Linked DNA regions of Homo sapiens: region 2 is linked to region 1. A link is an interaction called in ENCODE POLR2A ChIA-PET data of the cell type or tissue named here. Cell type or tissue: OCI-LY7. All regions are shown on one strand.

Region 1 (8,000 bases):
AGTCTGGGAAATAGAGCAAGACTCCGTCTTAAAACAAAACAAAACAAAAAAAGCTTCAGCACCATTTGTTGAGGAGGTGGTCCTTTTTCACTGCATTGCCTTCACATCCTTGTTAAAAATCAATTGTCAGGCCAGGTGCGGTGGCTCATGCCTGTAATCCCAGCACTTTGGGAGGCCAAGGCATGTGGATCACCTGAGGTCAGGAGTTCAAGACCAGCCTGACCAACATGGAGAAACCCTATCTCTACTAAAAATACAAAATTAGTTGGGTGTGGTGGCGCATGCCTGTAATCCCAGCTACTTGGGAGGCTGAGGCAGGAGAATTGCTTGAACCTGGGAGGTGGAGGTTGCGGTGAGCTGAATTCATGCCATTGCACTCCAGCCTGGGTAACAAGAGCAAAACTCCGTCTCAAAAAAAAAAAAAGAAAGAAAAGAAAAAAAATCAATTGTCCATATATGTGTGTGTTTGTTTCTAGACTCTGTTCAGTTCATTGATCTATTTGTTAATATTTATGCCAATACCATGTTGTTTTATTACTGGGGCTTTATAATGACTTTTGAAATTAGGTACCATTAGCCCTCCAACTTTGTTTTTGTTATTCTAGGTATTTGTGCCTTTCCTTATGAATTTTGGAATCAGCTTGTCAATGTCTACAAAAAATCCACAAACAACTGCAGGCATTTTTATTGGGATTGCCCTGAAACTATAGAGTAATATGGGGGAGAACTGACATCTTGGCAATACTGACTGTTTTGGCACACAAACAAATTAAATCTATCCATTTATTTAGGTCTTTAAAAATTCATCTCTGTAATGTGTTGTGGTGTCCAGTGTACTGCTCTTGCACATCGGTCAGATTTATCTTTAAATGTTTTGTATTTTTGATAGTATTAGAAATGGGAGTTTTAAATTTAAAATTTTTCATTGTTAGTAGATAGAAATTCAATTAATTTTTTTATTTTGACTTTGTATCCTACAACCTTGCTAAACTCACTTATCGTGGTATCTTTTTTTTTTTTTGTATTCCATCGGGTTTTCTACAATTTTACTTCTTCCTTTCTGATATGGATGCCTTTTATTTCTTGCTTTTGCCTTGTTGAACTGACTAGATCTTCCATTATAATGTTAAATAAGAGTGATGAGAGTGGATGACCTTGACTTGATCCTGATCTTAGATAGAAAGCATTCAGTCTTTCATCATTGAGTAAAATGTTCCAGGTTTTTCACAGATGTCCTTTAACAGGTTGAAAAAGCTCCATTTGGGTCAGTTTTGGAATCTCATCAAATGTAGCAAGAAAGGCTGACAAACAAAGTAGTGTTTTCCATCCCGACAGAGAAAGCAAGTGAGGGTGAAGTCTCAGATTCTGGAGACAATCCAAACTAACAAAATGTCCCTAAATTTGTCATGAAAATAAAAGTGGGGAGTCAAAGGATATTGTTCACTTTCATAGTTCAAGGCAAAGTTAAATGTGCTATGTTCACTTTAAAATGAATGTGTTTTCTGCCACAATGGCAAAGAATTAACAAATTAGCAATTTAGTTTGTAAGAGATCCACGGAATATATTAAGACATTGCAGATGTTATCTGTTTTACCAAGGACTCAAAGAACAACTTGAACTTCTATGATTTGCTGGATTCAAGGGCATACTGTGGGCTGCCTTTCTGCTAATTAGATTATTTTACCCACCAAACTATCATGGAAAAATGATCAAACAAGCAGTAGTTTACGCACATAGAACAATTTGCCTAGAATTGAAGGTAAGCTCAAGACAGATGGAGAGTGGGAAACAAAGATCAACTTCGCTTCCACAAATAGCTGAGTGCTGAGTGACCCCTAAAATGAGCTAATATTGGGCAAGGATATTGTCCTAGACCTCAGAGTTCCCCTTTATCCTTGGATTGTGTTGTATAATGCAGCAGTGGGTTTGCTTGGTAAAAGAGAAAGAGCAAAGTAAAAAAGGGGAAGACATCTGTTACTTCTATTGAGTTAAGCCTTCTAAAAATATTTCCCTTTTAGTGACCACTTGTTATTTTGACCCTTTGATCTTTTGCTTTGGAAATAGGACCTTTGAAACTCTTCTGCTTTCCTCCCTGTGTTTGTAAAATGATGATAATGCCCGCACCACAGAAGAAGAGACTCCGTTTTACATCCAAAGCTTTTGGAGATAAGGGGTTGAAGTGGCTGAAGGAGAAAACACTCCAATTATTCTTGCGAGGCATAAAGAATTACAGTTTTTCATCTAAAACTTTACTTAGAATCATTCCACTGATCCTAAAGAAACATACTTTAAGTTTCTTTATTTTGAGACAGAGTCTCACTCTGTTGCCCAGGCTGGAGTGCAGTGGCGTGATCTCAGCTCACTGCAGCCTCCACCCCCTGGGTTAAAGCGATTCTCCTGACTCAGTCTCCCAAGTAGCGGGGATTACAGATGCGTGCCACCATGCCTGGCTAATTTTTGTATTTTTAGTAGAGATGGGGTTCTACCATGTTGATCAGGCTGGTCTCCAAGTCCTGACCTCAAGTGATCTGCCCGCCTCAGCCTCCTAAAGTGCTGAGATTACAGGCGTGAGCCATCGTGCCCAGCCTAAGTTTCAGTGATCGAGCCCCACAATCCATAACATGTTTAGTGATTCAGTGAACTGTTGATTCATCAAAGGGAAAGAAGACATTCTCCCAGCAATCAGCCACTTTGCAATCAGTTTCACCTCAGTCACACTGGTGCCTGGACTAAGAGAAGAGCTCATGAGGTTTTTTTTTTTAATGTCCGCATAATTAAGGAGTCTTGGACATATACATGGCTTTGCAGGAAACTGTTCTATGAAGTGATTGGGCTGAAGTCTGTCACAGCATCAGGAGGCACAAGCTCCTTATCTTGGGGCTGCCTCTTCCTCCTTCTTCTCATCCCCCTCTTCCTCTTATTCTTTCTTTCTTTCTCTTTCTTTCTTTCTTTCTTTCTTTCTTTCCTTCCTTCTTTCTTTTCCTTCCTTCCTTCCTTCCCTCTTTCTTTCTTTCTTTCTCTCCTTCCTTCCTTCCTTCCTTCCTTCCTTCCTTCCTTCTTTCTTTCTTTCTTTCTTTCTTTCTTTCTTTCTTTCTTTCTTTCTTTCTTTCTTTCTTTCTTCTTTCCTTCCTTCCTTCCTTCTTCTGCTTTCCTTCTTTTCTCTCCTTCCTCCTTCTCCTTCTCCTAATTAGCTTTCTCTTCCCTCTTCCTATTATAAAAATAAATTATGCTCATTGTAGAAAGTGAAAATATAGTGTGACTGTGTACTTTTGCTCTGGAATGAAACTTGAGCTGAAAATCTGGTTCCATTGCTAACCAGCTGCATTACCTTACAGAAGTCACTCATCTAATATGCCTGTGCCTCAGGTACCCAAGTGTTAATGGGTATACTAATGCTAGTTACCTCCCAAAGTCGATGTTGTGCGGATTTTTTTTTTTCTCAGATGATGTCTTGCTCTGTCACCTCAGCTGGAGTGCAGTGGCATGATCTCGGCTCACTGCAACCTCCGCCTCCCAGGTTCAAGCAATTCTCCCAACTCGGCCTCCCCAGTAGCTGGGATTACAGGTTTCTGCCACCGCACCCGGCTAATTTTTGTATTTTTAGTAGAGATGGGATTTCACCATGTTAGCCAGGCTGGTCTCGAACTCCTGACCTCGTGATCCGCCCGCCTCGGCCTCCCAAAGTGCAGGGATTACAGGCGTGAGCCACTGCGCCCGGCCTGTTATGTGAATTTAATAAGACATTCATGTACACACATTGCACAGTGCCTGGCACATAGGGAAATCTCAAAGTATGGTTTTGTTAATAAAAATCAGAAAAATGTAGATAACCAACATTATAATTCAACTGCTGGGAAATAAACTTTACCTCCAGGTACATTTTTACATTCTAGTGTTTTCAAATGAAGGCTACCAAGTTAATTAATCAATACTTACTTAGCCTAACACTATGGTATATATTGAGAGGCATATAGTTATAACTTAAGCCAACGTTTCCTGACTTTCTCCTGTGCTAATAATTTTTCTGTATTCATTCATTCATTATTGACTTATTGGAAAAGTGGTTTGGGGTCGGGCGCGGTGGTTCACCTATAATCCCTGCACTTTGGGGGGCCAAGGCGGGTGGATTGCTTGAGGTCTGGAGTTCAAGACCAGCCTGACCGACATCGTGAAACCCCATCTTTACTAAAAACACAAAAATTAGCCGGGACTGGTGGTGGGCACCTGTAATCCCAGCTATTCAGGAGGCTGAGGCAGGAGAATGGCTTGAAGCAGGAGGCGGAGGTTGCAGTGAGCTGAGATCACGCCACTGCACTCCAGCCTGGGCGACAGAGTAAGACCTCATCTCAGACAAAAAAAAAAAAGAAAAAAGAAAAAGGAAAGAAAAGTGGTTTTGTGGTTATTTTGCATTTTCTTTGTGCCAGATAGTGTTCTGGGTATCAGAGGCATAACAGTGAACAACAATAATAATGAAAAAAAACTCAAAAATAAATAAAAAAAATGCACTCATGAAGCTTACGTTTGTATGAAAGAGAGAGAGAGGGAATAAACAGACTAGAGAAATTCATGTAATACGTCAGATCGTGATAAATATGAAGCACAGGGGAGTAGGGGGGTGGCATGGGGAGAGTTGCAATTTGAAGATGGCCAGGTGGCTTTTGAGCACAGACCCAAGGAAGTGGGGCAGTGAGCCCTGAGGCTGTTTGGGGAGGTCTATGTTTCAGGTGGAGGGAACAGCCTGCCCTGAGATCGAGGTGGGCCTGGCTTATTTGAGCAACAGCCAGGATGTCTGTGGCTGGAGAAAGGTGGGAGCAGGAGAGAAGAGCTGAGGTCTGAGTCTGACAGTGGCCAGATCTAAGGAGCTTGCACGCCATTGCAAGGCTTCTCTGTCCCATATATACAACCTGATTGGCTTCTGGCCTGCTTTGACCTATGAAATGAGAGAGGAAGTGGCAAGTGTCCCTCTCAGGAAGAAGCTTTAAGAGCCAGCATGGGGCTGGGTGCAGTGGCTCATGCCTGTCATCGCAGCACTTTGGGAGGCCGAGGTGGGAGGATCACTTGAGGTCAGGAGTTCCAGACCAGCCTGACCAACATGGCAAAACCCCATCTCTACTAAAAATACAAAAAAAATTATCTGGATGATGTGGCTCAAGCTTGTAATCCCAGCTACTTGGGAGGCTGAGGCAGGAGAATTGCTTGAACTGGGAGGCAGAGGTTGCAGTGAGCTGAGATCATGCCACTGCACTCCAGCCAGGGCAACAGAGTGAGACTCCATCTCAAAACAAAAAAAAAAAAAAAAAAAAAGAGCCAGCGTGGGCTTCTCCATCATTCCTTTCCCTCTGCCACATGGTTCTATAAAGAGGTCACCTTTTAGACCTGAGCTCTGGAGTGAAGAAACTATGGAACTGGATGTCAGGCTCCCTGGTGGATATGGTGTGAGAAATAAGCTTTCAGAGGGCTCTTTCTCTATCCTGTGTCTGAATTGGGCTTGTCTTGAAGCTGTGTGTGTAAAGCACTTTACACAATTTTTAAAATATTTATTTTTTATTTTTTAAAAATTTGAAAAAAAATGCTCAGATTTTTCCTAAGGCTTGTCTGAATAAGTTTGGGCTATTTCTAAACCCCAGAGGTGGGGCTGACCAGATTGAAGTTATCGGTTAAAGATTTAGGTAGCTTTCCTAGGAGAAATAGGATAGAGGTTGGGTAAATACTAAGTGAGCACCCATCTTGGAAAGTATATATATATATATATATATATATATATATATATATATATATGGAAAGTATATATATATATATATATATATATGGAAAGTATATATATATATATATATATATGGAAAGTATATATATATATATGGAAAGTATATATATATATATATGGAAAGTATATATATATATATATATGGAAAGTATATATATATATGGAAAGTATATATATATATGGAAAGTATATATATATATATGGAAAGTATATATATATGGAAAGTATATATATATATAAATGGAAAAAATATATATATATGGAAAGTATATCTATATATATAGATAGTATATATATATGGAAAGTGTATATATATATATGTATATATGGAAAGTATATATATACACACATACTTCTCTTTTTGAGAAAGAGTCACCCATGCTGGAGTGCAGTGGTGCAATCTCAGCTCACTGCAACCTCTGCCTCCCAGGTTCAAGTGATTCTCATGCCTCAGCCTCCCAAGTAGCTGGGATTACAGGTGCGTGTCATCACACCCGGCAAATTTTTTTTTTTTCTTTTTAGTAGAGACGGGGTTTCGCCACGTTGGCCAGCCCGGTCTCGAACTCCTGACCTCAAGTGATCCACCCACCTTGGCCTCCCAAAATTCTGGGATTATAGGCGTGAGGCACCACGCCTGGCTGGAGAGTATATTTTTGCTCCAAAGAGGTGTGGGGTATTTAGATATTACCAGGGACTGGTGGGAGAATGGTAATTGGTCCCTTAAGTAATATAAAGGGGTGTGAATCTTTTCTTTTAGAGAGAGGGAATGCCATTTGCCCTGATTACTCAACAGGATTTGGAGGAGAGTTGTTTAGAAAAGGAGATGAGCACAGAATAGGCAGCTTTTGAACCCAAAAGGGAAATGTGTCATTTTACTTGCCTCCCTTGGCTTGTCTTGTTGATGACGATGTCTGGTTTGGAAGCCAGCCGGCCTGAGCAGACAGCCCTTCAGCTCCAGGCTAACAGGGGTTGGGATTCTGTCCCAGGGTCCCTTTGGCCCTCTGGGCAGTCCCATTTCACTGGCTGAGCTTGTGGCAGAGGGGGCAAGCGTGCGGGGCCTTTCCCCATTTATCCCATTGGGGCCCTTTGTTTTCCAGTGTCCTGGCTTTTTGTACCTTTGGCAGTTACCTGGAGGAGTATCCTTAGGGCAACATGGAGAGTGCTGGAGAGCTTGTAAAGCAGCCAGTTGTTGAGGTTGCCTCTTGTCCCGCATTTCTCCTTTTTCTTAGCCCTGTCCTCCTATTCTGATCTGGGTTATAAAAGACAGAGGAGGCTAATCTGAGGACCTCCTGCACAGGGAGTGTTGGGTTCCATGGCTGAGTTTTGTAATTTCCTTCCAGTTCATTTTTAGGCCAAGCAGTATCACAAAGGAAAACTTTTTTTTTTCTTAAGGTTTGGGGTAATAAAACTTTTCCCAGTTTTGGGGATGCATCTGAGGGGCGTGTCCTGTGGTATGGAGATGCGATTACCCATCTGTGAAGAGAGAATAGAGGAGAAAAAGGAAAAAAGAAAGCACTCCCTCTACTTTCCTATTATCCTGAATGGGGCATCCCTCATCATCCTTTGGGTTCCAGAATGAAGCAGTCTTATCGTGTACCCTTGGCCCCATCTCGTCACATTACCCGCTTGAGAACAGAGGAGATACTGGAGTGAAGAGTGGGTCCCATGTTTATCCTTGAGGTTCTAGAGTGAACTGTCTTACTGTATACCTCTAACCTTGCCTTCATCTCTGTTCTAATGGTAATCTGTTAGCCTGGGATCAGCCTTCATCTCTGTCCTATGGGTCTCCTGTGCCTGTGGCCTTGGACCAGCCTGTATCCTTGTCTCCAAGACTCTCACTCAGAGCATTTTAGCAAAAAAATGATTATTTCTTTCTTTCTTTTTTTTTTTTTTTGAGACAGAGTCTGGCTCTGTCACCCAGGCTGGAGTGCAATGGCATGATCTCAGCTCACTGCAACGTCTGCCTTCTGGGTTCAAGTGATTTGCCTGCCTCAGCTTCCCAAGTAGCTTGGATTACAGGCATGTGCCACCATGCCCAGCTAATTTTTGTATTTTTATTAGAGATGGGATTTCACCAAGTTGGCCAGGCTGGTCTTGAACTCCTGAGCTTAGGTGATCTGCCCGCTTCAACCTCCCAAAGTGCTGGGATTACAGGCGTGAGCCACCGCGCCCAGCCAAAATGATTATTTCCTTTGTCAGATGCCTAGTTCCCATGTTCTTCAAGTAGACAAGAAG
Region 2 (8,000 bases), 350 kb before region 1:
ATCTCAGTGCAACCTCCACCTCCCAGGTTCAAGCACTTCTTGTGCCTCAGCCTCTGGAGTAGCTGGGATTACAGGCGTGGGCCACCACACCTGGCTAACTTGTGTATTTTTAGTAGAGATGGGGGTTTTGCCACGTTGGCCAGGCTGATCTCGAACTCCTTACTTCAAGTGATCCACCTGCCTTGGCCTCCCAAAGTGCTGGGATTAGAGGTGTGAGTCACTGTGTCCAGCCAGAAAACACTTTTAACAGAATGAAAAGACAAACCACAACCAGAGAGAAGATATTTACCAAACACATATCTATAAGGCCTTGTTTTTTGTTTTTATTTATTTACGTATTTAATTTTTGAGATAGCATCTCACTCTGTGACCCAGGCTGGACTGCAGTGGTGATCATAGCTCACTGCAGCCTCGACCTCCCAGGCTCAAGCAATCCTCCCACCTCAGTTTCCCAAGTAGCTGGGACCACAGGTGAGCACCACCACACCTGGCTAATTTTTATATTTTTGGTAGAGACAAGGTTTTACCATATTGCCCAGGTGGTCTAAAACTCCTGGCCTCAAGCAGTCCTCCTGCCTCAGCCTCCCAATGTGCTGGGATTATAGGCATGAGCTACTGTACCTAGTCCCTGAAAAGACTTGTATCTAGAATCTATAAAGCAGTCTTTTTTTTTTTTTTTTTTTTTTAGACGGAGTCTCACTCTGTCGCCCAGGCTGGAGTGCAGTGGCGTGATCTCTGCTCACTGCAAGCTCCGCCCCCTCGGTTCACGCCATTCTCCTACCTCAGCCTCCCGAGTAGCTGGGACTATAGGTGCCCGCCACTATGCCCGGCTAATTTTTTTTTTTTTTTTTTTTTATTTACTGGAGACGTGGTTTCACCATGTCAGCCAGGATGGTCTTGATCTCCTGACCTCGTGATCCACCCGCCTTGGCCTCCCAAAGTGCTAGGATTACAGGCATGAGCCACCACGCCTGGCCTAAAGCACTCTTAAAACTCAATAATGACGAATGTCTCACGGGATTACAGGGAAAAAAACCTCAATAAAAATATTAATATCCAATTAAAATATGCGAATAGATTTGAACAATTTAGTAAAGATATTTGCACATGAATATTGTATATCACTAGCTATTAAAGAAATGCAAATTAAAACCAGAATGAGATTCCACTACACATCTAGCAGTAGAAAGGTGAATATTTCTTTAAAAACTCAAATATAAGAATCTGCTGGGCTGGGCCAGGCATGGTGGCTCACGCCTGTAATCCCAGCACTTTGGGAGGCTAAGGCGGGTGGATCAAGTGAGGCCAGGAGTTCGAGACCAGCCTAGCCAACAAGATGAAACCCCATCTCTACTAAAAATACAAAAATTAGCTGGGCGTGGTGGTGCGCAGCTATAATCCCAGTTACTCAGGAGGCTGAGGGAGGAGAATCGCTTGAACCTGGTAGGCAGAGGTTGCTGTCAGCTGAGATCTTGCTGCTGCACTCCAGCAATGACTCTGTCTCAGAAAAAAAAAAAAAAAAGAAAAATCTGCTGGGCCAGGCATGGTGGCTCACGCCTATAATTCCAGCACTTTGGGAGGCTAGGCAGGTGGATCAAATGAAGTCAGGAGTTCAAGACCAGCCTGGCGAACATGGTGAAAGCCCGTCTCTACTAAAAATACAAAAATTAGCTGGGTGTGGTGGCAGGTGCCTATAGCTATTTGGGAGGCTGAGGCAGGAGAACTGTTTGAACTCAGGAGGTAGAGGTTGCAGTGAGCCAAGATGGCACCACTGCACTCCAGCCTGGGGACAGAGCAAGACTGTGTCGCCAAAAAAAAAAAAAAAAAAAAAAAAAAAAAATGCTGAGGATGTGGAATAACTGTGACTCTCATACAATGCTGGTGGAAATGTAAAATGGCACAGCCACTTTAGGAAACAGTTTAGCAGTTTCTTAAAAAGTTAAATATACACTAAGCATGTGAACCATCCAACTCCTGGTATTTACCCAAAGAAATGAAAACATAGGTTCACACAAAGACCTGTATATGAGTGTTTTTAGAAGTTTTATTCAAAATTGCCAAAAACTGGAAGCTACCCAAATGTCCATACATTGATGAATGGATAAACACATTGATACGTCCACACAACTGAAATACTACTGAGCAATAAAAAGGAGTGAACAGTTGTCCTTCGGTGTCTGCAGGGGATTGGCTCCAGGACCCCCTGCGGATACCAAAGTCCACAGATGCTGAAGTCTTTTATATGAAATGACATAATACTTGATATAATAAATGACATAAGCCTCGGGTATACTTTAAATACCTAATACAGTGTAAATGGTATGTAAATAATTATACCATAAATTTTCTATTGTTTTTATTGTTGTATTATTATTTTACATATTTTTATTTTTTCCCAAATATTCTCCATCCATTGTTAGTTGAATCCATGGATGAGGAACCTGCAGATATGGAGGTGCAACAACATGGATGGTAGCATAATCTCAAAAAAATTATGCTAAGTGAGGCTGGGTAAGGTGGCTCACACCTGTAATCCTAACACTTTGGGAGGCCGAGGTGGGCGGATCACTTGAGGTCAGGAGTTCGAAACCAGTCTGGCCAACATGGTGAAACTTCGTCTCCACTAAAAGTACAAAAATTTGCTGGGCGTGGTGGCACACGCCTGTAATCCCAGCTACTTGGGAGGCTGAGGCAGGAGAATTGCTTGAACCTGGGAGGTGGAGGTTGCAGTGAGCTGAGGTCACGCCGCTGCACTGCAGCCTGGGTGACAGTGAGACTCCATCTTATAAAAAAAAAAAAAAAAAAAAAAAAAGCAGTACTAAGTGAAAGAAGCCAAACACAAGAGGCTACATGCTACATGATTTCATTTATAAGACATTCTGAAAAACGCAAAACTATAGGAACAGAAATCAGATTAGTAGCTAACAGGGGCTGATGGTGGGAGGAGGGGATTGCCTACAAAGGGACACGAGGGGCCTTTTTGAGGTGACAGAAATGCTTTATATTGGGAATGTGGTGGTGGTTATGTAACTATACATTTGTCAAAACTCATCAAAGTAGCGCCGGGCGTGGTGGCTCATGCCTGTAATCCCAGCACTTTGGGAGGCTGAGGCGGGCAGATCACGAGGTCAGGAGATCGAGACCATCCTGGCTAACACGGTGAAACCCCGTCTCCACTAAAAATACAAAAAATTAGCCGGGTGTGGTGGTGGACACCTGTAGACCCAGCTACTCGGGAGGCTGAGGCAAGAGAATGGCGTGAACCCAGGAGGCGGAGCTTGCAGTGAGCCAAGATTGCGCCACTGCACTCCAGCCTGGGTGACAGAGTGAGACGCCATCTCAAAAAAACCCAAACAAAAACACTAATCAAACTATACACTTATAAAGGGTGAATGTTATGTGAAAATTATATCTCAATAAACCTGACTTAAGAAAATAATAAAACAAACCTAAAAAACCAACTAAGTAAAAATAAATCTAAGAAAAAAATAACTTACAGTTTTTCCAATTCAACAGTCATCCTGAGAATGTTCTTAATTGTTGTAAGTGGGACTTGTGTTGTTCCCATGTATCTGAAGAAGAAAGCCGAAACATTCATGATATGAAGCCCAATACCAAAATTCTGTCCTTAAAAAGATATTTCAAGGACATGTGACTACTTCAATTTTGGCTTCTCTATAAAACAAGCCAGTTCAACAGTTTATTTGCTGTAAAATTCCAGAGAGCTCTTATTAAAGAAATTTAAGTTGATCTGCATCATCAAATTTAATGATACTTAAGAGTAGAACTTACACTTATTTTTTACCATTATCTTCTCATTTCATATTGCATTCACCCATTTTGATTATTTACTCTTTTCTTCCTTTTTAGAATAATGAACACCTATTCCTCTTTGCTTTCTTGGTTAAGTAGTATTCCTCCATATGTCTACATGTTCCAAATCTATACAGGTTTTTCAACACGGTTCTCTTCCTCTGCTGCTGCTGGCTGTCTTGACCATTACACATCTTTTCTTAATCCTTTTCTTTGCCAATAACTTTTTTCAATAACTCAGTTAAAATTTATGACTTTTTAGCCTAAATGCAAAATACTTAATCTTTGATGACAAATTTAAAAGAGCATAAGTCATCTCATGACTCATGAGAGTACTATAGTACTTACAGATATATTAATGCCGGCAGTTCCAAGAGCTACGGATCTTCAACAGCTGTCAGAGGATTGTGATTGAGAATTCTGATAAAAATGCAATGAAATTAAAATTACCTGCATTTTCAATGTGTGAAACTGCATCAAAAGCTTATATTCATTTTTTGTTATGGAACTTTTAGGTTAAAAAAATCATTTTCTGTTTTTACCTAATAAATCACCATTAGAATCTGTAAAGCACTATTCCTTTGGGAACTACCTAGGTCTCTAGAAGATAGAGGAGAGAAAGAGGGGAAGAAATAGAAAAAAAAAAAACAAGCGGATAGCAAAGAAAAAATATGCTGCAGAACTTTTCAGGTCAAAAACCCTAGAAGTGACTATGTTGGTAGGAAGCCCTGACTCTGCAGGAAACACTATATCTAGTGTCCTCCATAATTCAAGTTGCTCGGGTTTTTTTTGTTTTTGTTTTTTGAGATGGAGTCTTGCTCTGTCGCCCAGGCTGGAGAGCAATGGCTCTATCTCGGCTCACTGCAACCTCCACCTCCTGGGTTCAAGCGATTCTCCTGCCTCAGCCTCCTGAGTAGCTGGGATTACAGGTGCCTGCCACCACGCCCAGCTAATTTTTGTATTTTTAGTACAGACGGGGTTTTGTCATGTTGGACAGGCTGGTCTCAAACTCCTAACCTCAGGTGATCCATCCCCCTTGGCCTACCAAAGTGTTAAGATTACAGGCGTGAGCCACTGCACCTGACTGCTTGCCTTTTATCTTCATAAAGTTTTTAAATTTTATGGTTTAATTTGCACAGTTAAGGAAAAAAAAAATAGGACCAATTCTTTTGCTTTATAGCCAAAGTAAAAGGGATAAATCTAAGAGGAGGAACTGGTCAAAACCATACTCCTATCACATACTCTCACTTGTCTTCTTGTATGACATCACAGCCTTTGTTACATTGCATATAATCATCTGTCTACTTGTCAGTCTCCTGGGCTATCAGCTCCTTGAGGGCAGAGACCACATCTTATCGTCATTGTCATCCCTGTGACTGGCATCATGTCTGAAATTTACTAGGGATTTAATAAATGTTTATTGAATAAACAAATGACATTTTGTTTATATGTCAATAAATGAATAAATTCATTTTGATGTGAATTTTTATTCCAAAATGCTGGAATCTATTTTCTTTTTAATTCTTTAAAGTGAATGAGAAAAAGAAAAGAAACAGGAAGAAATAAAAGAAAACCACCCTTTAGGTTAACCCAAGAATCACTGTACTTTTGCAGAAATTATAAAAATAATAATTATTACAGTGAGTTTCTATTGGGCTGCTAGGTATTTGTGATCAGCATTTCACATTTAATCCTCACAATAACCTTATGTGGTAGATATTATTGCCCTATTTTATAAATGAGGAAACTGAGGCACAGAGAGGTAACATAACTTGTCCTAGGTCACCAAGCTATTAAGAAACAAAGCTGTAATCTGAACTCATGTGCTTAATCTGTATGAAGAAAAAGGGTTTACTTTAACCTTATGGTTTTTTAAATTTTTCTTTTCTTTCTCTTTCTTTCATTTCCCTTCCTCCCTCTTTCTTTCCCTTCCCTTCCTTCCCTCCCTCCTTGTCCTCCCTCCCTCCCTCCCTTCCTCCCTTCCTTCTTTTAAGTTAAAGTTTCCGTTTATTGGCTGGGCCTGGTGGCTAAGGCCTATAATCCCAGCACTTTGGGAAGCTCAGGTGGGTGGATCATCTGAGGTCAGGAGTTCCAGACCAGCCTGAGGTCAGGCTGAGCCAGACCCCATCTCCGTCGGAATCTTGCTCTGTCACCCAGGCTTGAGTGCAATGGCATGACCTTGGCTCACTGCAACCTCTGCCTCCTGGGTTCAAGTGATTCTCCTGCCTCAGCCTCCTGAGTAGCTAGGATTACATGTGCCCGCCACCACGCCCAGCTAATTTTTGTATTTTTAGTAGAGACGGGGTTTCACCATGTTAGTCAGGCTGGTCTTGAACTCCTGACTTCATGTGATCCGCTCACCTCAGCCTTCAGAAGTGCTGGAATTACAGGCATGAGCCACTGCTCCTGGCTGCCAGATTCTTTTGAGGGACTCCCGGTGTATAAAGTGTTTAGTAAAGGTGGTGAATTTAAGACATTTGTATTGATGCTACCTAAACCTCTTGATGGAGGGACCTAATGAGCCTGTTCTCTGGTGTGAGAGCAAATGAAAAACAGACCCTCAGTGCCCCTTCCCTAAGTTAAGCATCAGCAAATTAATGAGGACAGAGAGGAGCATCTGCAGAAACTGCTGCTCTAGTCCAGACACATCCTGAACGCCTCCCTCTACCTCAAAATGAACTGTGTGAAACTAGATTTCTGAACCACAAGAGAAGTGGAAAGTCTTTTCTAAAGTCAGATGTGGAGGAGAATCTTCACCTTGAGTCTAAACTCCCCTTCAGGCGATTGAATATACCCACTCTGATTTGCTGGGTATGTTATACAGAGAAATCATAGAATTCTTGCACTTATGGTAGAAGAGTAGTCAGGAATGTATATGGAATTAAAATAGAGCGATGTATTTTCTTCACAAAATTTTTTCTTTTTTTTGGCACAATTGCTTAATATAAACACTATCTTGGCCAGGCATGGTGGCTCACACCTGTAACTCCAGCACTTTGGGAGGCTGAGATGGGTGGATCACCTGAGGTCACAGGAGTTCGAGACCAGCCTGGAGGGAAGGTTGGAGTGCAGTGGCACAATCTTGGCTCACTGCAACTTCCACCTCCCGGGTTCAAGCCATTCTTGTGCCTCAGCCTTTCAATAGCTGGGATCACAGGCACCTGCCACCACGACCTGCTAATTTTTGTATCTTTAGTAGAGACGGGATTTCACCATGTTGGCCAGGCTGGTCTCAAACTCCTGACCTCAAGTGATCCTCCCATCTTGGCCTCCCAAGGTGCTGGGATTACAGGCGTGAGCCACCACGCCTGGCCCTACACTTTGGATTTAACTTTGATTCCTGCTCATATGCAGAGTTTATAACTGCTTAAATGTCTGCAACATTTAGCTGCAAGGAAGAAAGCTTAACACAAAGTCCCCCAGGGAGCAAAAAACTGCACCGCCACAACCAGCTAATTTTTTTGCATTTTTAGTAGGGACAGGGTTTCACTATGTTGGCCAGGCTGGTGTTGAACTCCTGACCTCAGGTGATCCACCCGCCTCGGCTCCCAAAGTTCTGTGATTACAGGCCTGAGCCACCCCACCCAGGAATAAGACTAATTTGGGGGTCACTTGTTTGATGCCTTTTCTTGCCCATGCCATAGGTCAGAACTAGGACAAGCAGAGCAGGTCATATATAAGCTATGTAAGTCTCTTGGCCTCTTTGTACCTTAGTTTCCCCATTTGAAAAAAACAAATGGATCTTAAGACATACTTTTCAGAGTTCATAATGGGCTTATACCCAGCTAACCAATAATTGTATGAGTTTTTATACATAAATAGATGTTTACACTTATTCATCTTCTATTTCACTTACAACTTGTGTAAAAACTGCATTCTGTGCCAGGCCTGAGATGTTCCAAAGCTCAGTTCTGTTAGTAAATTGCAACCAAGATTTCTACAAAAAAAAAAAAAACATAAGCCAAAGGAAAAAAAAATTATTTCAGAGCATTTATCATTTGCTGTGAGTCTAATTTATATAGGATGGAACGTAACGTCAATCCTTTCTCTAAGCACTAAAGAAATCTCCCTGTGGAAGATACTGGCTTATGATTTATAATTTAACATTGCATATGTGGTGCATTAGATACAAAACAGTGAATGCTCAGTAAATATCTGTGCTAAGTGATCTTTATTTCTCTAGAACA

The links. Peaks named below come from ENCODE experiments on the same cell type or tissue, not always from the same donor. Only the 100,000 strongest peaks of a DNase experiment are listed, where the experiment ranks them.
Region 2: POLR2A ChIA-PET joins it to region 1 with 5 read pairs; 2 of 35 experiments call an interaction of 5 or more read pairs at or near these places.

What each region holds. Positions count from the first base shown.
Region 1 is chr17:68,483,451-68,491,450 of GRCh38, forward strand. It overlaps a transcript of PRKAR1A not described here. Among named protein-coding and RNA genes, the nearest start is that of PRKAR1A, 25 kb to the right of the region's middle. In OCI-LY7, no CTCF peak of the experiment used is centred here; DNase peaks (open chromatin) are centred at 1,940 and 4,921; H3K4me3 peaks cover 2,478 bases; H3K27ac peaks cover 2,512 bases.
Region 2 is chr17:68,137,123-68,145,122 of GRCh38, forward strand. It overlaps the pseudogene LRRC37A16P. Among named protein-coding and RNA genes, the nearest start is that of LINC00674, 40 kb to the left of the region's middle. In OCI-LY7, no CTCF peak of the experiment used is centred here; no DNase peak of the experiment used is centred here.